Linked DNA regions of Homo sapiens: region 2 is linked to region 1. A link is a loop called in an ENCODE intact Hi-C map of the cell type or tissue named here. Cell type or tissue: ascending aorta. All regions are shown on one strand. Each heading gives the region's core, and the rest is flanking DNA. Links, peaks and the distances in the headings are about the cores only. Region 1 has its middle 69 kb from the start of LINC01601. Region 2 overlaps SETBP1 (SET binding protein 1).

What was found. Peaks named below come from ENCODE experiments on the same cell type or tissue, not always from the same donor. Only the 100,000 strongest peaks of a DNase experiment are listed, where the experiment ranks them.
Region 2: a loop joins it to region 1, with 2.3 times the contacts of the local background. A loop is called at or near these places in 3 of 110 quality-filtered maps.

Annotation. Positions count from the first base shown.
Region 1 is chr18:44,594,437-44,606,900 of GRCh38, reverse strand. No RefSeq gene overlaps it. Among named protein-coding and RNA genes, the nearest start is that of LINC01601, 69 kb to the right of the region's middle. In ascending aorta, for the core only: no CTCF peak of the experiment used is centred there; a DNase peak (open chromatin) is centred at 7,310; H3K27ac peaks cover 3,057 bases.
Region 2 is chr18:44,783,586-44,796,049 of GRCh38, reverse strand. All of the region lies in intron 2 of SETBP1 (SET binding protein 1), which reads right to left. Among named protein-coding and RNA genes, the nearest start is that of SETBP1, 110 kb to the right of the region's middle. In ascending aorta, for the core only: no CTCF peak of the experiment used is centred there; a DNase peak (open chromatin) is centred at 6,115; H3K4me3 peaks cover 1,043 bases; H3K27ac peaks cover 2,855 bases.

The DNA.
Region 1 (12,464 bases), core at 2,940-10,939:
AAATCTGCATATAAAGCTAGCTGTCCCATGGAGTTGGGCAGAAGAGGGTTCAGAGAAATGTCAGGAGTATTCAGCAGACAATCCTACCCCACTGAATTTCCTACTCAATATGATTTTCCAACTTAATCTTTTCCTAGTTCCAGATGAATATTGAATAATTTTTAGAGATTCATATTCAAGGGGACTGTGACAGTGTGACTGACTTTCTTGAAATAACAAAGGGGAGAAGGAAAAAATGAATATTTATTAAGCACTTACACAAGATCTGGCAATTTTACATATACATTCTTATGCAAATCTTCACAAAAAAACCTTAATGAGGTTTTGAGAAATGTTCTTGTTTTATGGATGAGGAGGCTGAGACTTAGGAAAGATAACTAACTTACCACAGGTTACCCAGGAAGCTGGACCCAGATTCCAAGTTTAGCTTATCTGACTTAGAGAAGGTGATTAATATAAAGACCTTGACTGACATTTTGTAGAACGAATTCTTAGATTTTAATTTTCTGTTTGTGTTGATTTCAACAAGACTCTTGCCTCTTACCTATACCTCTTTTCCCTTGTCTTAAAACCAGGCATTAATTCGGCTTTACTTTCTCACGGAGATGTTGAAAAATCAAATGAGACAATGCATTTGACAGTATTTTAAAACTTATGGAGTACTATGCAAATATAAATTTCATGACAATGTAAATATTAACTAGATTTTTAAAAACCTAAGGAGTGGACAAATTTCTCATCGTTTTTTTCAAGTCTTTTGGAAACTAATCAAAACCCATAAGGTCTTTTATAATGTATTCTATTCCACTGGTTGATTAATAAATACTCTGGCACAATTAACTGTTCTTCAACTATAAATTTAAATAAGATTACAAAATCCAAAACCTATGTTTTGTAGTATTCAAAATGATCTAAACTCTTGATATTCTGTGCTTACTATTTTGTGTAAGGTGAATGAAATTCTAACATAAGTTGCCTTGTGATTGACACTTTTATACCCTGTTTAAATCTTTTTTCTTCAGAAATTAAAAAATAAAACCAGCGGTATCAGTAGTATCAATTTATAAATTGGCTATTTATATGGGCAAGGTAAATTGTTGGTGGTTAGAATACCATAATGATGTATATAAAGCAAATTTTCTATTTATTAAGAGAGAAGAATAAACAATATATTCATAACAATGAACAAACTTGGAAGAATAATTTTCTTTTCTGACTTATTTTTCCACTTCTCCACTTGGATGATTTCTTCTTCAGCACATGGGGCCTAAGTGATATGCTTTAGCATAGCCACATACACATATTCCTGAGAATAACAACATGAAGGCCAATAAAAACATAAAATTCATTTTTGTGGGAAGCTTGAAGAAGTTTTCATTATTGTACAACCAATTCGTGTCTATTGTTTGTTATTACATAAGTGTAAAATGAAGTACTTAACAAGGTACCTTAGCTGCATTCATGGAGTCCGATAATGAGAAAAGAGGTAAGTGACACTCCTCTCTTAAGTGTTCATTTGCATGAATGAGTAGACACAGGGGTTGAATAGTCTCCTGAGAAAAAGTCTTAGGGAATGAACATTCTGGATCCAGTGTGGTAGCTGAGGCTGGGGTTTCTTGCGACCCGCCCCTCTGGGAAATGGGGTGGGGTGTGTGTGTGGGTTGCGAGCTGTGTCACTAAAAGTCACTACACTTTAGCGTTCATGCCTCTTGCTTTGGGATCTACTGCTTCCCCACCCCTATCTTCAGAAGTGCTATAAAGTAGAAAGGGTGATCTTTCGTTAGAGGAGTTGCCACATGGGTTTTTGGCTGGAAGGTGCAGGAGGTCTGTACTAGGTCCAGAAGCATTGGGGCTGGGCACATTCCCACATGTCCTCCGGCAGCATCAGGCGCCAGAGCCTCATCCAACTCAGAGAGGCCACTCTGGGGAGCCACTGGGGCCTGAAGGCTGTGGATGATCTTGATCTGGCTGGTGGATTCTCGACATAGATAAGCCTCTTTAGTGATTCCAAGAATGACTTGAGGGAGGGGAACTCTGGAAAAGCCTGGGCTCCTAGCCATGACGACTGAGTTCTAACTGTGAGGTTGTCTGTAGTGCCCCATTGCGTTTGCGGGTTAAGAAAGCCACTCAGATTACCGGTAAATAATTAAATTATTCATAAACTAGCATATATAGAAGTAAACACAGATTCATTTCTACAAATCATTTAAATAAAATTATACATTCGGAAAATTTCAAGACCGCATCCTACAAATCTCTTTTAAAACTGTGCCAAATGCATGCCATTGCTAGTAATAGTACCTTTACTACCAGGTGCCATTATTAACTGGAGGTGCCAGGGGAACAAGAGAAATGGCAACACAAACATTAGTGGTAATACAAGCTGGGTGAAGTGGGGGGAAGGGAGAGTGGTGTAAGGGGTGAGTATGGCTACAGCTAGCATCAATGTTAGAGCGTGGTTGTAATAGGAGTGGTAAGAGCTTGGTGGCTTTTTAGTTGTTTCTCCATATCAGCTACAACTTCCTAAAAACCATTCATGTCTGGAAACATAAAAGAGGGATAGATAAAGGAACCATATTGAAAATGATGTTTTATTGGTACGGTTGAAGTTAGAAAATCTCGTTGGTTAAAATTCGTAGTTCATAGCTACCCTCAGTCCTGAAGAGCCAATGCAATACTAACAGCTCAGTCAGTTTCTTCCAGGGGAAGGAAAGAATTTCTACATTACTGGACTCCACGGGCACCTAGGACCACTGCCTACTATGCTTCACTCACCTGTCCATGTTTCTTCTGAAAACTGTGGACCAAAAGGTAACATGGGTTTCAAATTATTTAGGGTCTAATAAGAGGGAAACTACCAAATCAATCACTATACTGTGATTATACCCCTAAAATAAAAAATATTCAAAATAAAGGATGTGGTAGTGGAAGAATTTCAACGCACTGCTGGAGATAGATGGGACCTTTGTGTTGACACTGGCTATAGGATTTCTCCTCATAAAAAAATGTCATGAGGTTCACAGATGGGCATCTGGAATCTGCACACCAGCTTTTGTATGTATGGACAAATTTGCATTGTTCTGTTATGAGCAAACATATCTTTCATCATTTGTTCAAAGAAGTTTGTATTAACCTTTCTAGCTGCTACAACAAACAACTCCCAAAATTTCTGTGGCTTAAAGATGTGCTTTTCACTCATGATCAGCTCAGTTGAGTTGAGAAGGTTCTGCCTTTCACCATGGACTCCAAGTTCTTCATTTGGGCTGGGCATGGTGGCTCATGCCTGTAATCCAGCACTTTGGGAGGCCATGACAGGCAGATCACTCGAGCCCAGGAGCTCAAGACCAGCTTAGGTAATGTGGTGAAACCTCCTCTCCACAAAAAATACAAAAATTAGCCTGGAGTGGTGGCATGCACCTGTGGTATCAGCTATTGGGAGGCTGAGGTGGGAGGATAGCTTGAGCCCGGGAGGTCAAGGTTGCAGTGAGCCATGATCACGCTACAGCATTCCAGCCTGGGTGACAAAGTGATACTTTGTCTCGATACACAAATAAATAAATAAAGTCATTTTTTTGATACTTTGCATCCAGACAGCTAATGATAACAGACATAGAGTGGGGATGATTCTGTAGGACACTTTAAGGGCATGGCCTGGAAGTGGCTGATATCAATTTTGCCCACCTTTTACTGGGCAGAACCCATCACATAGCCTCATATAGATTAGAAAAAGTTAAAAAAAAAATAGTTTTCCTGGTGCCCAGAGGGAAAAATGAAATGTTTTGGTGAACATGTAGAATGATTTCTGCCATAGGTTTTATGACTCATGAACGGTTAGGAAACATTGCCTTGGGCATTCATGTGTGAAAGGGTATGTTTTGCAGAGTATCATGATTTAGTTTGTCAGGCCAGCTGGGTCACAGGGGAGTTGTTAGAAAGGAATCAAAGTGGTAGCATATTTCTCTAAAACAATCTTGAAAGATTCTGATTTCTCTAGGAGATCTCTCCAGCAAGATTTGTAGGGCTTAGCATTCTATATTCTCCCAACACCTTTCATCACTAAAACTCTGGAGGAGAAAAAAATATCGGGAAGATTCCAAGTACTTGCCACTCTCTGGGTGAGATTAACTACCTTGAGGAACATGAAGAAGACATCTTTTGCAATATTTTTTTCTACAGTTTTGGAGGCCAGGGCGTGGGTCTAGAGTTAACTCAAACTTGAAAATGAGAATTGAACCATGCTTCTGAGAGTGCTGCCTAAAGGAAGTGAGGTGTTGTAACTTGGTTACTTGGCATTTGGTATTTGTCTCTGTTTGTTCCATAAAAACTTTTGAAAGTGTTGGCGGATGTAGCTAACATTTGGTCTACTGCTATAAAGGATGTCAAGACCTCCAGTCAGATTTGTGGTTTTCCATTAGCCCTTAGGAATGTTTCTTTTGAATGCTGGTAGCATATTCCACCCACTCTTTTTACACTGATCATAGTAAATATGAATTTGCTTTTATAAAGACAGAGTAGAGACCTAGGAAACTGAATTAATTTTAGCAAAATCAAATTAATTTTAGGAAAATCAAATCAGGAAATGAGGAAAATAACAATATTAATTTATAAGTGGGTATATATTTTCTATTTTTCTCATGTATAATGGTGAAGATTGTTACTTAGCTACTGCTTTAAACACTTTCTAGTCTTAGGATTAATATAAACCAATGATTTGAAAACCTTGATCACATACCGTAGCTGTAAAAATTGTGATCATAGATCTCAAATATATGCACATTTATTCATAAACCATATTCATGTGCAACTTTAATGATATATGTATTAGAAACCTATATAAAAGCTGGGTGTGGTGGTACACACCTGTAATCCTAGCACTTTGGGAAGCTGAGGCAGAAGAATCACTTGAGCTCAAGAGTTTGAAACCAATCTGGGCAACATAGTGAGACCCAAACTCAAACAACAAACAAACAAACAAACAAACAACAAAAACTCTATATAAAGATAAAAATTCAAATGGAAAAGATTACATTACTATATAAGTTGAAATTCCAGTAATTTCTTTCTACATTTCAGTGAGTGGTCTTGCCTACAATCTGGGTGTTTCTCACTTAAGAAGTTTGTTAACATAAACAAGACACTTAATGTAGTATTCTTTGAATCAGAGCTTCCTAAGCAATGAGCTAGTTGTTACTGTAAAACTTTGTTTTATGGGAATTCCATCTATATTTGTAGGATGCTGGATGCCACACAGTCATGCTGTTGAGATGGCAAGTTGCCAAATAGGCTCCTTTCAAGTCCTGAAGAAAAAAATCTTTCTTTCCCAGAAGGCTTTGTCTTTGACTCAGCTGCTGTCAATTCATCACATCTCTAAGTCTCTATGATACACAGAAAAATTAAGACCAACAATTTCTACTCCACCAAGGATAATTTAGAGAATCATAAACAGATTTCACTCTATTCACCTGAAACACTGATGGAGTCTGAAGCAAAAAGATGTGAAAGGTTGGAGAGGCTCTGTAAAACAAAACAAAACAAAACAAAACACAGAAAACACAAGAAGAGACTAATAAAAATTGTAAGAGCTAACACTTATTGAATACCCACTATGTGCTGGTAATTGCCATTGCTAAGTAGTTCATACACATCATGTATTTTCATCCTTAAAATAAACCAAGAAATATGTGCTAATTATTATCCTCTTTTTACAATAAGTAAACTGCCTCTAAGATGAATGGATAATGGAAAAATGTTTTGTTTCTGGAAAATAAAGAATGTTTAGATGACTTGTTAGTTGTTAGGTGTGCCCGTTTGTCGGAAGGGTTTCCTGTGCTATGTAGGAAGTTGGACTTGTTTATCTTTTAGATCCTTTTTGGTACTCCATTTCTGTAAATATTTTTGGACGTTTACTTTGTTCTTAGATCCTTTGAGATGCTTACCAAGCTCAATCTTGATCAAGTCACTTAATCTCAATGATTTTTAGTTTGATCATCTAAATTGGGGTTGCCCTAGCTGATTGGCCTGTCAGAAGTTCTCCTAAGAGTCCAACATGAGTGAATGTTTTGAGGACCATCAATGGTCTGTCTAACGCATCATCATCATTATTTTTTAAATGTGATATAATTTCTGTGTTGCAGGAATTTTCAGTTCATGAAGATATTTTACTTACAAGATAAAGACATGTTCATAAACAGGGAACAGATAATCCTTTTCAATGTTTTCCTATTTGAGTCATACAATCTCAGGTTTGGGACAGGGAAAGAAACCATGAATTGATGAGAGAAAGTGGTCCTAATTCCTTCATAGTGATTGTGATAATACAATAATACATGGAAATTGTAATAATCCTTTGTATTTATGGACACTTCAAATTTTCAAATTACTTATACATTAGTGATCTCACCTGATCCTCCTTTCGTTTCTCAGTTCCAGGATTATTTTTTTCCTTTAACTGTATTGACTATTCAGACACCTGCGTCTGCTGTTAGCACAGTTTTTGGGGACCTTGATAGCCCACTTAGGTGTCCCATTTTACTCCCTCAGCTTTCACTTTCATCACAGTAGTCCCTTCAGCCTACCCTCCTAAGTTTCTTTCCTTCCTTTTCCCTTCCTTCCCTCCCTCTTTTCCTCCATAAACATTTAAGAATTCAAGGGTGTTTCATATGCCAAGCACTATGTTAGATGCTAGAGATGAATAGTTAACAAGGGTCTTCAGTCTGAAGAGATCAATCTTATTGAGGAGATGGAGAAAAAAAAAACAGACAAGTATGCCGTGATGGTGATATAATAGTGGTGAACAAAGGAGGTTCTGAAGAAGGTCAGGGCAGGGAGCTGATTCTAACATAAAGAGGGAGGTCAGGGAAAACTTCCCGGAGGAGGCACACCCTGGGTTAAGTTGATCAGGAAGATTGGCAGAGGGGACAGTGTGAGTAAAGCCCGAAAAACCTGCTTCTTAGCTGCTCTTGGTTTCACTGAGGGCAAAAGAAAGAGTGCAGTGCTCTTGAGTTACAATGTTTCTGTCCTCAAGATCAGGGATTATTTAGAGTTTTGGCTTTAAAAGTCAAGCCATAGATCCTATGAATTCTGAGACTGACGCCTTGAGCTTTCTAGACCACCCTTCTCTTTTGGTCAGACCTGAGGTGCTGATGGAGCCACTGGCTCCTGCTACATCTCTGGGTTTGCCAGTGATTAAGGGCATTTTTGTCTGAGTGCCTAAGTGCTGGGGCAGACTGCCCAGCTTCAATGAATCGATGGACTAAAAATTGTCTTCCCAGCAGGCATTGCCAAGCAGCCTCCAGCCAACACTACAAGCAACTGAGAAAAGATCCATTGAGCTCAGCAGGAGGCTCTGTTTCGGCTGACTCAGCTCCCTGGAAGCACTTCTCCAGTCATTTATATCTCTACTTTTCCTCTCTGAGCTCCGCTCTGTATCTCTGCTCTTTGTGCCAAGCTGGGAGGCACTGAGGTTTCAAATGGCTATGCATTATCAATATCTCAGTGTGCTTCTGACAGGGCATAAAGTAGACCTGACCCAATAGTCCATTTTTATTCTCTATTAGTTTAATTCACATTGGGTTTGGCCCAAGTCATAAAGATTTTAGTTCAAGAAAAACATTTTACAAGGTGACGAATGAGATTAATCTTGCAAAGATCGTGGAAAATAAAATATTTGAATTGGAAAACCAGAGTTTAAGAAACATGTGAAAGGTCATACAACCAGCTGGTGGAGGAACTAGGTCTAGAACCTAAAATTAGGTAGGGCTTCTGGCGAACTTCGCTTTTCTACAAATTACTATGTTTTCCTTTTTTTCTAGAGAGTATTTTTGAAAATAATATTCTATTATAACTGCAACACTATGAAGTCATTAGGGCACATGGCAATGCTAAAACTTTGTTGATGAGGAAAATTGGGCAGACTTACCAAAGGTCACTCAAAGATAAGCAACAGACCTGGGATAGAATTATTTTTCTTTTTTTTTTTGGTGAACCACATTGTAGAATGACCTAGTTCAATAAATCAGGAGATCTGGTTTGAGAGATTAAGTTGGGGCCATTTTGGCCTCTAGTAAGCCATCAGTTTTGAGCAAGTCTCTTGTCACTCTGGTTTCCAGGATGTTCCTCGCCTGTAAAATGTGCAGATTTGCCCGGCTGTGGGCCTACAAAAAGCAGAATACTTAAAGCAGCCAGGCCTTTGGTGCTTTCTTCTAGGGGGCACCTGTGAGTCGGTTTAGCTGATGGCAGATACTCTGGAATGCTGGTCCACAACGGGGAACCCTTCTGATTGTTTCAGAGAACTTAGAAATAGATATTTTTATGTAAAATCTCTTTATTTTTAATTGTTGATGAGATGTACAAAATAAAACAAACAGTGTTTGAGCCAAAAAAAAAATGCCTGAGGGCTAGAAGTAGCTTATAAATTGTCTGTTTGCAATGTCTAAATGGCAAGTTCTGCAGTCTTGGTGAGTGTTAACACTCCGTGACTCCATACACCTTGGAACTCCTTCTAAGTTGTGTTCCTTCGAGTAACACAAAAAGATTACTTGATTATGTAAATGAGTGCTAAATTTCCTTGGAGCTCATTGTCATTCAAATATATCTTAAATACCTAGTAAATTGCTTTGAAGGAGTTTAAGTATTAGGTCTTAAAGATATGTAATGAAAAGGGAAACCTTGAAGTCCTCCTTTTTTTTTTCCTTTGGTGGGTTCCAATGAATAGATTTATTTTGGCTTTGAAATAACATTGCTCCTGCATTCCTCACTGTTGTCCTATGTCCTGGTCTCAACTGGACGATAGATTTTTTTAAAGACCAGAAACTGTTCTCTATATCTTTTCCTTTTCTCCTTGGCCAACATCATATGTGAACACAGTCTGAGCCTGGATAGTCACTCCTTTCCTTCCGGCCCTCTTTCATCCATTGGTGTTTGTTCCTGAATTATACAATGGTTCTCTTGAGACAGGAATAGTACAGGGTGGTCACAGGAGAATAAAAATTCTAGGCAATAGTTTAACATGACTAGAGGCTATGGGCTGATAAGACTCTGAAAAACAGGGTGTGGACCAAGTTGGCTAAGACTGACTGGACCCAACATGGCCGTGGATTCTACCTAGGTTTCACCTGGGACCTCACTATATGCCCATTAACATACAAATCACACACCGACCAGTGACATGAGAGTTCTGAGACCACACATATTTGGTGTAAAAGTGGGTAGCACCATGTTCCGAGAAACCTCTACCTTTTTCCAGGGATTTTCATAAATATTCAGCTCCTTGGTTAAAGAAACCCATAAAGGTAGCAGTCCTAAACTCCACTGTGGGATTCTCTCTTGAGTACACCCTCACTCCCCATTCTTGAATATGTACTTTCTTGAGTGTATTTGTTTTGCAATAAATCGCCATACTTTCACTATTTTCTGACTCATCCTTGCATTCCTTCTCACGATGGTGTCAAGAGCCTGGATGTCGGCTGAGGTCTCTCCCAGCCCCCTGGTATCAGTCTCTATGTGACTGATTTCCTGAATCTTTTGATAAAGTTCCTCTTTCTCATGCTGCTAAGCATATTCTCCTGAGTTCTCTTCTTGACTTTCTTTTTTGCTACCTCAAATATCACTTTCATGCAGATAATATCAATATCTTCCTTCTTTATTCTACTCCTATATCTACCTACATACCCATCAGAAAAACCATCATTTAACTCAGCGAAAACAGGACCACATCCTGCCTTACTCACTTCAACTAGCTATACCACCATGGAAAAGAGAGGGCAGGTGTGAGACACACTGTTTGGTCAAATGTACACAGTTTTTTTTTTTTTTTTTTGAGACGGTGTCTCACTCTATTGCCAAGCTGGAGTGCAGTGGTGCAATCTCGGCTCACTGCAACCTCTGCCTCCAAGGTTCAAGTGATTCTCCTGCCTCAGCCTCCTGAGTAGCTGGGACTACAGGCACCTGCAACCACGCCCGGCTAATTTTTGTATTTTTAGTGGAGACAGGGTTTCACCATGTTAGCCAGGATGGTCTCGATCTCTTGACCTCGTAATCCAACCGCCTCAGCCTCCCAAAGTGTTGGGATTACAGGCGTGAGCAACCGCGCCTGACCAATGTACACAATTTAATGCCTGAAGTGAATGTGAAGAGTAAGACAGAAGGAAGAGGCAAAAATGATTCTAAGTTACAAGTCTAGGTGATTTGGTGTGTGTGGATACTGGCAATAGACATGAATAACATATCAAACCAGGGTCAGAAACAGATAGTGGTTTAAATCTGAATCATTAGTATTTAGAAAAAACTAAAAGTACCTTGAAATTTAGACTAATTTGGAAGCTGAGGCTAGAGTTAAGAAGGTTTTCATTTGAGCTACTATAAATTACTATTATTATTATGTATTTATTTATTTATTGAGACAGAGTCTCGCTCTATTGCCAGGCTGGAGTGCAGTGGCATGATCTCAGCTCACTGCAACCTCTGCCTCCTGGGTTCAAGCAATTCTCCTGCCTCAGCCTCCTGAGTAGCTGGGACTACAGGTGCATGCCACCACGCCTAGCTAATTTTTTTTTTTTTTTGGTATTTTTAGTGGAGATGGGGTTTCACCATGTTGGCCAGGCTGGTCTCTAACTCCCGACCCCAGGTAATCTGCCCACCTCAGCCTCCCAAAGTGCTGGGATTACAGGCGTGAGCCACCATGCCTGGCCACCTATCATTGTTAATACAAAGAATTTCTTCATCTCCTTATCCCAATCCAGTCTCAGTCTACCATGCCAGTGGATTCAATCCATTTGTCCCCAGCTCCTCAAACCTTTCTCCAAATGAAAGTCTGTGGAAATGTGTAAAGCAGAAAACTAGTAAACAAGAAGTTGCTTTGCTAAAGTGGAGATGGAGGTTTTCACAGTCTCCACTCCAAGTCTCAAAGTCCCTAAAGGGACGCCTTTGTGACTGTGAAATAGGTTACCCTTCTGAGTGACTATCTAAGGAATGGGGCAAAAGTTCTCAGCATTTTTTTTTTTTTTTGGCTCTTGGTACTCTGTATGTCCTAGAATTTTTTTCATGGAGAGCTTAAGCCAAAAGAAATACTTAAACCTTATGTTTATTTTAAAAAAGGAGAAGTATTAAGTATTCAGTATCTTAAGTATTAAAATCCAAATGAATTAATATTTGTCCTAACAACTTAGAAGCCATTTGAAAAGCTAATATATATTTATGGAGAGAAATTATATTTTACTTTCATTCTTAAATAAGTACAATTACCTGCTAATGGGGATATGTGTGCTTGCTGGGCTCCACGTATACTCTCAAATCTTTGAACCAGATTGGACACCATCATCTCTACATCTTGTTTCACATTGATTTCTTTGCTGTACTTACTTTTCATTGCATGGATAGATGAAAACCCAGCTTCATAAATGTAGTACATCATCAGAACAAATGTAATGCAATCTAATTTTAAAACTGTGAACTATCTTGAGCTAGTAGTTGGTGTGGTGTCTGCCAAATGTCAACTATTACTGTTTTCCTAGAAAATTTAAAATATCTGACAGCAACCTTGTGTGAGCACTGTGGCACTTTGAGGCACCTCTGCTAATACAATTGGGAAATCTAGGAACAGGGCCAAGAATCAACTCTTTGAGTCATAGGCCTGGCTCAGTTAACTAGCTCTGTAACATTGGGTGGTCATGTCAGCACACTCTATCGCAGTACCCTTATCACAGTGGAGGATAGCTGAACTTGTTAATTCCTTTCTAGCTTTCATGCTTATGATCGAAGGAGTTTTAATTCTGTCAGTGTTACTAAGAAAGCTTGGAAAGAGTTTGCTACCTTAAATAACAAATAGTCATTTTTCTGGGTCATTGTTTTGAAAGTGAGGACGGAACTGGTTTTGAATTCAGACATCTCATCCCTGCTACTCACCCCAACCTGTTAGTTCTGCAAACTCAGAATTCTCCTAGAAGAACTATGTAAGGAATTCTATGTATGCTTGGTGTCAGACCTGGGAGAGAGAGAGAATAAATGTTTGTATAATTTGATGCTTTCAGAAGAGCAAAATATCTCTATGAACACAGTTTTGCTTAATACATCAGGAAGCACTTGTAAGATTCTCTTTTCCTTTTGGGGGATACTAGCTTGGGGTAGATTGAAAAAAAAAGTGAGGTCTTTCCATTCAATATTTATAAAACCATGCAGGGCTTAGATAGAATGAAAACTGAATTGTTCATTAATTTTGACCAGAAAGAACGAATGAGTACTCTTTGGAATTTGGAGCAGGTCAAGTGAAAAGGAGCCATATGAAACAATTTTCTGTTCACTATCCAGGTGGAAAGAGAGAAAATAACTTTTTATATCTGTGGTTTTTATTGAACAGGAATTCTTACTTAATAATAAATCAAATTTTTCTTGTCTTACATTTGCATTGTGAAGTTTTATTTTAAAAGTGTTTTCCTGTTCCCAGGTAAACACTTTTAAGTAATAATATT
Region 2 (12,464 bases), core at 3,009-11,008, 190 kb before region 1:
GCAGATTAGAAGCACAAATTGGAAGGTTAGTTTGGTGAAAGAGCTGGTTATGTTTATTAACAGTGGAAAAGGAGAAGAACTAGCATCTTCACAGTGAGAAAGAAAACTCAAATGATATAAAAAGACAGCACAGGAACCAATGTAAAATCATAGTCTAGGGATGTTTAGTGTAGGGCCAAACTGCTCTACCCATTTTTAAAGACTGACAATATCTCTGTGTTACTCTCTAACAATTAGAGAGAGAAGAGCTTATGTTGACTGAGTTCTATTTAACAAGGCAAGGCCACATGTGTATGTATGTATGCTTTTGTATCTGTATGGTGATTTTCTAAGCAATGATTTTAAATGTTCAAAATTTGAGGGTTAGCATAAAACATTGTATGTATAAAATACATAAAATACACGTATTCTTGTCAGGCTTTTAAAAATACACCTGTTATCTGTAGCCTTTTCCACCTTAAAAACATTCTTCAGGTTTTCATCAGATAATAATCACCCTGGATGTAACCAGTAGATGAGTTTAGAAACCCCAGAATCAATAGGTGGGCAGAATGAGACACAGTTTCCCCTGCTACTCTTAGTCAGTAAACCTGATCTAAAACCGCTCAATCACTCCCACTCTACTTCTAATAACAGCTATAGCTACCGAAGGAGACTCAGGCTATGAGGAAGAAGACTTGGTGTTCGATGTGCCAAGTAGCAATGAGTGAATTATAAACTGGTCAGGGTTCCTGACACTATGAGGATCTAAAAGGAACCTGAGACCGAACAACTAAGAGACCACCCATGCTATTTCAGGGCTCATCACCATCACTGTGGCATTTTAATAAGTCATGGTATTTCAAGAAAAAGAGAAAGAGAGGAGTGGGAAAATATCCATGGAACTGGTAGACCATTGACTATGGCAAGCAGTGACCTTATTCACAATAACATCCCCTCATAAGACACTGCTATTTTATACTAGATTTATTGCACTTAGGTAGAAGCAGCACTTTATCAACTTACTTTTCTGGAGCACAGGAATCATATTTTTCTTGAAACTAGAGGGGAGGGCCTCTGCCACATTTTCAAATCTGGGTAAGCCTTGATCCTCCACCGCATCTGAGCCTCGTCTATAATATTAGGTAGAATGTCTTGCATCCATGAATGTTTCCTGCTTGATAACCCAAGGAAGAATTATCACATACAAATCTCAGATCCTAAGACACATTTTGCCACCAATAGTCATCCCTAAACAAAATGAATCACGATCCCAAGTCACATCCCTACCCAATACCATTTATTGAAGAGCCTGCAGTGGTATGTGAAGGTAGGAGGTCCAGCAAATCTTCCTGTTGTTTATTTGAGTGACTTTAGACAATGAGGTGATATGTTAGGGACAGCACTGGGTAAGAACGACACCAAGAGGGCTGGGGTCATTGCAACCCTTTGTGACTTCCCAGCAGGTTACTTTCCTCATCCAAACTTCAAAATCCTCTTCTATAAAATGAGAGATGTGCTGGGCAATGTCTAAAACTCCTTCTGTCAGCCCTGGGAGCCTCTGAATTACGATCTCATTGCCTCCAGTAATCTCCCAAGTTTTGTACACGACCATATCTTCCTGGAAGTCCCCTCTGCTCTTTCCGACTCCAGTACCTCAGCCTGAGCATGAGAAGAGCAAGCTTCTAGTCCCAGTTCCACCTCTTGGTGGTGGGGTGCAGCATTTATCTCTAGGACAACTAAATAAAATGATCTCTTAGTGCATCAAAAATTCAGTCCTAAAAGTCATTTCTGTTTAAGAATACAGCTGTATCCATCACAGACAGTGAATTTTACAAAATGCCGTACAATGGCTGCAATCTTAGCTATTTTAGAAGAGCTAAAAGGGTTACAGTTGTGTCCCAAGGGAAAGGTGCTGCTGGTGTCCCCATTCCCCCTCTTATTTAGCCCTCCCCTGTTCATACTCTGCAGGCTGTTATTATCTTTACATTTACCTGCCAACCAACCTCCAAAAAATCTGTTCAGTCACAGTAGTTACAGAAACCAAAGAAGCGGCCAATAGTCCAACTCTGACTAACCCCTTGTTAATGGCTAAGAATTAAAGAACAATTTCTTTTTGCAATTAACATATTCTGTACTGTAAGTATATCATGAACTAAAAATAACATGTCCTCCACAATCCTTTGGCCCACAAGAAGCTCAACAGAGGGAGGGGAAGAGAGAGAAAGAGAGACTGGAATGACATGCCATGAATCCTAAACATCTTCCTAATTGGATAATTAAAAGAGTTCTGGATAGCAGTTCAAAAAGCCTGGATTCTGGTAAGGGCTCCCCTACATATTTATCCATCTGTGTGGCCTTGGCTTGATCTTGTACCCTATCTAGGCTGTTTATAGGATTATGTTTGAAACCTAGTAGGCACCCCTTAAAAAGTTATCCAATCTATTGTTCTTTTCAAACTGTCTCATGCATAAGAACCACCTGGAGAGCTTAATAGAACACACAGGGGGTCCCCACCACCCAAGTCTCTAATTCAGTATGTCTGGGGTGGGGTCCAAGTATAGGCGTTTCTAACAAGTTCCCAGGTAATGCTGCTGCTTCTGGTCCTGAGACCACACTTTGAGAAGCACTGATCTGGCCCAGTGATGTCAACCAGGGCTGGAAATTAGAATTCCCCTGAGGAGGGGCACTGGCAATATGCCGGTGCTCAGTGTGCACCAGGCCTTTTCAATCAGAATCTCTGGTTGTGTGGCCCCAGCATCTCTATTATTAACAAACTCCCCAGATAATCTTAATGTGCAGCAAAGGTTTAGAACACTGATTCCACCCAGCTGCCTCATTTTATAGATAAAAAAACTGAGGTTCAGCAGACCAATGACGGCTCATTCAGCACATGCATCTGCAAAAGGGGAGGTTTGGACACAATAATTTGGAGACCCTAGATTTTAATTCTACGGCTGTCACACTCTATAGCTGCATTTCTGCTTTTTCTCTTATCCCATGATTCCCAAATAATAATAGTCAGGGAGACTTTCTTCATCTGGCCACTCCATGTAACCAGAAGGAGAATCCAACAGGACCACTCGTAGTTGGAAGGCTCTTGCATTCTCAAAGCTCTCCTCCGGGTAGTTTCTAAATATAACAAGCAGTCAGACACTCTGAATAACTCTCGGCTGACTTGGCTTCCCTGGGATAAACTTTTTTTTTTTTCTCCTAGATTATGCTATACCAGGAATAGAGCCCTAAGGGGAGAAATTCCTCTTCAAAGTCAGAGCTAGATAACACTGTGTGTGGTATTCAGGTTGTTCTCCTTTGGAAAGAGAAAAAAAGGTGGGAGGCAAACTTCTAAAACCAGCCAACATCAAAAAGCATATTCCTACTTTGTCTGTGTGGTGTGCATGGAGGGGAGGCAGAGGAGAGGTGGAAGTGGCCGGGCAAAAGACAATTAACACATCCTGCTCAGCAGGGGGAGGAACGTGGGCATCCGGTCCAGGTACTCCAGGCGGTGGTGGGCAACAGGAAAAGTACACATGCCAGCTCTGGCAACTACCCTATGCTGGCTCTACCACCAAAGACCCGGAACCAAAGTTGGGTGCACAGTTTGCTCCCTGAATGGTGGGCTCAGGCACGGCTCTGACTTCATTTCTCAGGCAGGCAACAGACACGTTTACCTTACGCTCTGGCTCCTGCTGTTCCTTGCAGCAAGGGGGAATTCGATGGGACCTAAAAATCATCTGGAACATACACAGACATGGATATCTTCTCTCTCACATAAACACAAAGACCTTTCCCCATATTTCCGTGCAGGCCAAGCCTCTGTATTTTCCAGCATGACACTGTATTTGCGTATTGTAGTGGATGGGACATTGGGGATCTCCTAGTCCTGTACTCCCCCTTTGCTGATGGTAACAATTTTAAATGCTGCTATTTATTAAACATCTATTATATTATATATCAGGTACTTTATACAAATTAAATCTAATCCTCACCCAAAGCCCAAAAGCAGAATTGTTAGATCACAGAAAATGGAGCAGAGGCAGACAGAAATGAAATGATGAGCCCGAAACTGCACAGCCAACTGTGTCAGAACCAGGACTGAAGTGCATGGTTCTGGCTCCAGATGGATGCCTTCCCCACAGTTGAGTAGGAGGTCATGAAGAAGAAGAGATGATACCTGCCTTACCCCTCCCCAAGAAGTTAGGGCAATTAAGCGGCCGCCTCAGCTGACATCACTCTGTGCTTTTCAAGACTTGAGCCAAAATTCTATTTAGAAATTCTAAATGTCCAGGGAGGCGTTTGTAAGCGCTCTCTCACTCTTGCTCTCTCTCGCTCTCTCTCTCTCTCTCTCTCGCCCCCACAGGAAAATACAGCCTTTTGGTTTCAACCTTAGACAGGGAGAAGCCCAGCTGCTATTAAAACTGAGCAGGAAATTGCATGGATGACCAGACAGCGATTCTTCTTCTCCATGGAAATTTCTCCTAAATGCTGAAAATTCAGGGAAAGTGAGTGGTTTGGGACACGTCTAGAAACCCTGAATGTGTCCCCCACCACTGAGAGATGCAAGTCTCCTCAGAGGCTGATGTGAGGCCCACAAAGCAATGCACTGATTTGTCTGTTTTATCTGTGTGGGTGTGCATGTATATATGTGTGTGTATGTGTTTTGTGTTGGAGTAAGAAACATTACAGTAAGAGAATTTTCCTGCAAAAAGTCCTTCTCCCATCTTCTTTCTCTACCACTAGGACGGTTTTCCGAAATGCAGTGCTTTTGACATTTGGGACTGAATCATTGTTTTTCGTGGGAGCTGACCTGTGCATTTGAGGGTGTTTAGTGGCATCCCTGGCCTCTACCCACTAGATACAAGAGCGCCTCCGATCCAACTGTGACATTAAAAATGTCTCCAGACTTTACCAAATATCTCCTGGAATTGAGGGCAGGACAAAATCCTGCCTTCAGCGCACCTCTTATGCAAAGTAGCTCTAGTCCATTGTCAACTTAACTGTCCTTGAACTTCTCTAAACTCCAGGCAGGCAGACTCCTCACCAGCTCAGCCTGTGTATTCCCAGGGTCTACAATAGTATTGGGAACAGCAGGTATTCAATTAGCATTTCTGAAAAAAGCATATTTTTAATAATTTTTTTAAATAGACAACTGCTCTCATAGTTTATCTAGGTTTTGTGTTCGTTCAGGGTGGACTCTTTTAAGGAATGTACATTTTTATCTCCCCAAAGTTTAGGCTTCTCTAAAGCAAGAAGGTTGGCCAAGCAATTCCTGAGCCCCTAGGACAGTGCTTCTCAACTTGGGCCACACAACTCTTAAAAATCCCAACATCCAGGCAGCACCTCCCAGACCAAATAAACAGAATCTCTGGGGGTCAGACCAAGGCATTTTGGTCTTCAAAAAGTTCCCCATGCATTTCTGTCATGCAGCCAATACTGAGATCCCATGCCTTACAGGCCTGTGAAGGAATCCTGGGAATATACTTGAAAAAGCACAGTGAAGTTTTACATTTTCTGGGGATAAGGCTGCCCATGTTAACTAAAGGAGTAAGGTTCTCAGTTTGTGAGGGTTTGCAGCACCTCAGTGTGACGGCACTTGCTATCATGGCTCAGAAGGTCTGGCTGGTTTTAACTCATGAGAAAATTAATGTATGATTATCTAATAAATACCTTCTGCTCAGGCAACAAAATCTTTGTAAACGAGAGTCCATGTGGTGCTAATACTTTGGAAGCAGTATCTTAGAGTTGCCTTTTATCTTTCAAGGTACCCAGCAGAGAAAAAAAACTGAATAGTACTTCTTGACGAACAGTTTGATTTGGTTGAGATTTTTTTTTTAATTGTTGTTGTGTTATTTTTTAAGTTGGGCCAAAAGTACCCAAATTCTCCTTTCTGGAGCAAAAGTAATCACAAGAAAAACTGACAGGGGGGCATGTGGCTATTTTTTTCCACATAAAACACAGCCTGTTCTTCCTGCAGGGATCACAGAACTGTAATCTGTGCAGCAGCTACCAGGATTCAAAGGAGAAGTGAGAAAAATCTTATGATGGGTGGGGATTTGGTTTAAAGAATAGATCTGGGTAAATGACATCATTCCTGGGTTTGTCCAGTGAATTGGATCACACAGCTTGTCACACAATGACTTCTGACTCTCCCGGGGCCAGCAAAGCAGCCCCGGGCAGGCCTTATCAGGAGGAATCAGTGTGGAAAAGTACTTTCTGAAATAAAACTAACATAAACCAGGCATGTCATGGTTGGTTTTGCTAAATTTCAGGAATGTGGGAGGAGTGAGTTTACTATGCACACAGGTTGGGACAGACTCCGTTTACTAAAAGCACAATATCCATCCTACTCCCTTCTCCGTTCATAGATAAGGACAGAAAAATCATCAGAAAATAAAATCTTTTACTGTTTGTTTTTTAAGAAGAGAAGCAGAGTAAAACAGGAGCGAGAGCGCAGGGAGGTGATGGACTGCTACCCAAATAGGAATATAAATTTCAACAGTATTTAAGTTAAATGGACACAGCCTGGAAATAAATTCTGCTGAGTGATCTTCCACATACTGCTCGGATGATCACTTAGATCCTGTCTTATTTTTTTCTATATTCTTCAATAAACTGAAAGAAGTCAGATTCAAGAGGGCATGTTTGTACTTGCTGAAACACAGAGCAAGGAAACGTTATTTCAATAAATCAATTTTATGCAGCTTTAAAGTTTAGAACCTTAGAGATGTTGAGCTGGAAAGTATACCAACAACCATTTTGTCTTTCATTTTACAGAGGGAAAAGTTGAGGACTGGGGAAGTTAAATGATTAATCTCAGGTCACAAAGCTATTTTGGTAAAGGATCAAATCTCATGTTTTCTTCTGCATGATCCTTTTCTCCTCTTATCCACTGTCACTAAAACGAGTCAAAAAGTCCATTAGATCTAAAAGAAATAAGACACTTTAAATCATGTTTTAAAACAGGAGGAAGCCGGGTGCGGTGGCTCACACTTGTAATCCCCACACTTTGGGAGGTCAAGGCGGGTGAATTACTTGAGCCCAGGGATTCAAGACCACCCTGGACAACATGTTAAAACCCTGTTTCTATAAAAAATCAGAAAATTAGCCAGGAGGAGTGGTGTGCGCCTGTAGTCCCGGCTAAGCTACTCATGAGGCTGAGATGGGAGGATCACCTGAGCCCAGGAGATCGAGGCTGCAGTAAGCAATGATCACGCCAGTTCACTCTAGCCTGGGTGACAGAGTGAGATCCTGTCTCCAAAAAAAAAAAAAAAAAAAAAAAATTAAAAAGGAAAAAAAAAAATCAGTTTCTCTGAGTGGGGAGTTGTTCTTACATTTAAATGATCACTTTCATGACTGATAGTTTTACTAATTAAAACAGTACTAAAACAGTACTCCATGCTTGCCTTTCCATAAACAATTCTGCTCCCTTCTTAGGAGTGTTTGTAACAGAATAAACAACACCATAAGTGAGTGGAAATACTGCAAAGATAAGGTCTTGAGCCTGCACAGACTATTATATGAGCAAGGCCAGGCTTCCAAGCACCTGTTCTCTTCACTCTGCTAATGGCCTCAGCCATCTAAAGTTAACACAATGAGAACCTTCCACAGGGTCCCCATCAAGATAAAATACAGAGACATAGCTTAGGAGGTTGTGCATAAATAAAAGATTCAACAGGGAACAAGCCAGCTGCTGTCGGGTGACATATTAATTTGCAAATGTATCAGAAGTGATATCCTGTCTCCTGAAGTCATTGGACAAGCCCCCCAAAATATACCTTCCCTCTCTACCCCTGCCTCCTGCTGCTGGAGGAGTTCAGGAAGCAGTTCAGAAAGGAGGCAGCCTTCCCTCCTATCTGCCCAAGAGAAGTGGCACCATTTCTTACGACCATCAGGAATGGCTTTTCCCAGGAGCCAGCGGAAACTAAGATTCTACACTCTGAGGATGAACTTCTTTCAATCACTTGAGAAATTTTTCCACCTAACATCTGGGACATTACCTTCCGGTGCCACATTTTATCTTTGATCTCTAAAGCATAGCTCTGCTCCTATTGTGAAGAAAAAAAAAAAACTCCAATAAACTAATGTATACAAGTCCAAATAAGTAAAACTAAACAAATCAGAAGGTCTTTATTTATGTTTCATGAAGTCTTTTGTTTCTTATTTCCTTTTTTTCCTTAGAGAACAATTTTCTTTTTTTTTTTTTTTTTTTTGAGACGGACTCTCGCTCTGTCGCCCAGGCCGGACTGCGGACTGCAGTGGCGCAATCTCGGCTCACTGCAAGCTCCGCTTCCCGGGTTCACGCCATTCTCCTGCCTCAGCCTCCCCAGTAGCTGGGACTACAGGCGCCCGCCACCGCGCCCGGCTAATTTTTTGTATTTTTAGTAGAGACGGGGCTTCACCTTGTTAGCCAGGATGGTCTCGATCTCCTGACCTCATGATCCACCCGCCTCGGCCTCCCAAAGTGCTGGGATTACAGGCGTGAGCCACCGCGCCCGGCCAACAATTTTCTTTTAAATGACCAACTACTACAGTACTGGGATTTTGTTTTTAATTGACTTCCCCAAGAAACTCCATGTCTGTGTATTTTTTTCAGTAATTCATCTATCTCATAAAATGAAGAGCGCCTGCTCCCATTTACCACAATAGTTCATTCAGTTTTGTATTTAGTTAGGGTTCCTGGAGCCTGCCTCAGTTCCATCTTCAACTTAGCAGCATTTTTTTCTGAGAAGGAAAGCAGTTCCTGTTTGTGAAGACTCTGAAAGTACTTCAGGCTGACAGATGCTATATAAATGAAATATCCTTTCAATTACTGCTACTGTATGATATTGAATTAAGCTATATCACCATAAACAAGGAAAGAAGCCTGCCTACACACCAGCACCCTTTCTCATCCTAGTTCCACTCATGCTCAGTTCCTCATAAATAAAATTATTCCTAAAGAGAGAAATCTAAATTACCTTTGAAAGCACTATTGTCCCTTCTATGTTACTACACACCATCCGAATAAAACTGACAGGGCATCAAAGTCTATAAATGGATTCCCAGGTAACTGCTCAAAATGTTCTCCCTTCTTGATACCCAAAGCATCTTTCGTCTCCTCTTCAAATAGACAGCAAATTTGAGAGAAAGATCAGAAACTGAAAGCTACTGACAGCCTGATAGGAGCAACCTCAGCACGACAGCTGATGGAGACGATCACATTTCCCCCGACAAACTCAATTGCTTTAGTAAATCAAGTGAAAGTCAATACAACCCCTCCCTCCTTAGGTCCCGTGTGGCTCTCTAAACCCAGGCCACTAAAACTTGTTCTTGGAGGAGGAGAGAAAAAAGCAAGATCCAAATATTCAGGCAATGTTTAACTAATACCCAAAAATGTTTCTTTCTGTCGGGGCAGTTTCTCTTTGCCCAAAGGAGCTGCTGATGTCTTAGAGAGAGCTTCAAATGCATTCTCCCCTCCCCATAGTCCTACATGGAATCTTTCCCTTCCCTGTTACCCTTGATCTTTACCAAGAAGGCATATTTATCCAAAAGTACAACTTCCAAGTTCCATATAACATATCTGCATCTTTTCTTTGGCCAGTGACTTCTGCTTATGACTATAGAACAGTACACAGTAGTTCCATAATTAGGTGGCATAGAAAAGATGTAATTCTTGGGGAAAAAATCAAGGACCTCTCAAATCACATATTTGCATTTCTGTGTGTGCTAGAGCTTAGGACTAAATCTGGGCTGTTGTCAATATTAAACCAAAAAGCCTGGGGTGTGTGTGTCTTCTTTATGCAAATCAATAAGCATGTACACAGGAAAAAATCTAGGATGTCAACGCTGTAGCTTTCAAAAACTTTAGAAAAAGTATCAACCACAAATAACTAAAACATTGCATTTCCAAGGGAAAAAGGAGATTCTCTGTCATAGACAGGAAGTTGACTTAGAGGCCAGCAATAAAAGGTGGGAGAAAGGGACATATCTCTGCTAGTTTCATCAATGGCCTTTCTGAAAAATCAATACTGAGATTGATAGAAATGAACTAGAGGAAGAAGCACCCCATGAAACAGAGAAGGTCATATGTAAAAACAGAGGGGAACAGCAGGAAACTCTTGGGTGATGGAGTGAGAAAAATAAAAGAGTCAAATTAGAGCTTACTTGCATAAGATAATGCTTTGATTTATGGTGGGGGGGTTAATAAAATGTACTTATAAGGCAATGATACCATCCTTTCAGGTCTGAGCAGGTCCCATAGGCAAAATCGCAAAGTGGCAACATATAAGAGAGAAGCTAGTGTTTTTACAAAATCATCCTTGGCCCTAACCTGAAACGCCATGTGCTGTTGAGCATGTTGTGTCTCAATCAAGAGATAACGAAGGGGAAGAACCAAAGGTAAAATCAGCAAGGAGATGGAACAATGGTCTTAAAATGACAGATTAATAACACTTGTTCTCTAATGGGGAGATGAGGGCTGACAAGTCTAGGGACTGGAAAATCAATAAACATACTCCTCTTCACCAGCACTCAGACATTTGTATCCAGAGAAAGCTTCCTTAATGCTCAAAAGAGAAAACATAGAGCAAATGAAAGCAAATTTGCTTCACAGAAGAATAAAAAAAGAAAAACAATACAATTAAGAGGTAATCTAGGTGACATCCACTACCTCATCCCTCCAAAAGTTCTAATAACCGAGAGATTCATGATGGGTAATTGAGAGAAAGTAGGCCATCTAGAAAACACCTGCAATGCAACTTCTGGGGCTGAACTTAGAGGGAACAGCCATGTCCCCTGGCAACTTCACATGCTCAACAGTTTCACCCATAAAACCCTTTCAGCCTCTGTCAGAGAGAAAATCTCTGCAGTTTGACCAAGAATCTAACTGGCCTGTCACCTGTCACTGTTTATATTCTCTCCTGATTGTGTGTACATGATGTGTATTTATTTGTTAAAATTCAAGTATCATCAATAAAAAATATTGAAAATGCTCCTAAAATTGGCTTCCTTTAAAAATGAATTAAACAAATATGGGATGATTGATTCCCAATATACAAAGTACATCGATTATAAATTCTGTTGTCACAAGCTGAATGGTGTGAGCCTCAGGGAGTTCCTCATTTCCCTTAAGAAATGCATTCAGTTTCACATAAATGTCTCACAATCACTCCAGATTTTATCAGTAATTATCAGGAACTCCCATGTATAAATACATATACATTTTGGCAGCATCATATCAGTGAAAGGAACAATAAACTAAGAGTTGAGAGACTGAACTCTGGCCCTAGTTCAGTCCTTCATTGACTACGTACTCTTGAGCAGTTGTTAAATTTCTCATAAGATGTTTATTTCGGTCAACATGCACTAACCTCCTACTATGTGCAAAGCACTGTTCTGGGTGTTTGGTATACAACGTAGAGCAAGAAAAATAAGTCTATTGGAGCTTAACTTCCAGCAGGAAAGACAGACCATGATAATGTAAACAAATCAATAATATTCACAATTCAGATGACAATAAATCCTATGAAGGAAATAAAACAGGTCAATGTGATAGAAAAAGACATGGCCTGGGGACCTTAACTGCAAGAATCTGCAAAGGCCCTCTGAGGAAGTGACATGTGATCCAAACCTAAGTGACAAGAAGGGGTAGGTCATGTGAAGGCAGAGAACAGATCATAGCAAGTGCAGACCCCTTGGGGAGGCACTGGGCCAGGCTTGTCTAAAGAACAGAAAGGCAAGAATAGCCAGAGGAAGTAAAAAAAGAAAAAAAATCCTTTGTCCAACCTTGCTAAAGAATGTTATAAGAATGAATGAAAAAAGATGGGGACATCCTTAAAAGTAATGTAAAGCAGTCCACAAAGTAAAATGAATTAATAGAACCTGCTTATTTTACATGAAAGAACTCCTATTTTCTGCATTGTATCTTTAGGAAAGTCCACAATTAGAATATCTTTCATCCATATATCTCAAAACATAATTTTTAGTGCAAGAGAGAATTGTCTAACCCCTTCATCTTCCAGATCGGAAGACAAAGGCACTGACTTACCCAAGTCCCTGTCAGTGACCTTCCAGGACCCAGCCTATCAGGCAAGGGTGGCCTTCTACATTAACTGCTTGGAAGCAAGGCTTCCCACTTCTTTTCTTGAGATGACTTATTTCACTACAAGAAATTTGCAATATAGGCATAATGAACCATTTGCCCAAGGCTTAATATAAAGAATTAGTGCCATTAGCACCATGGAGATAAGAATTTGAAGTCTCAACATCCAGGCCTGACTCTAGACTCACCTCTTACAGGTTTTTCAATCTTGGACAAGTCAAGTTAACTCTCCAGGCCTCATGTTCTGCATTTAAAATTTAAGGATAATAAAAACACCTTCCATCCCTATATTATAGGATTGCTGAAAGAATCAAATATGCTGATATACACAAAAGTCTGTGGAAACTGTAAAGCACAAAACAAATATCATTACCCTTGTCATTTGTTTTTGTGCATAGGCTCTGTT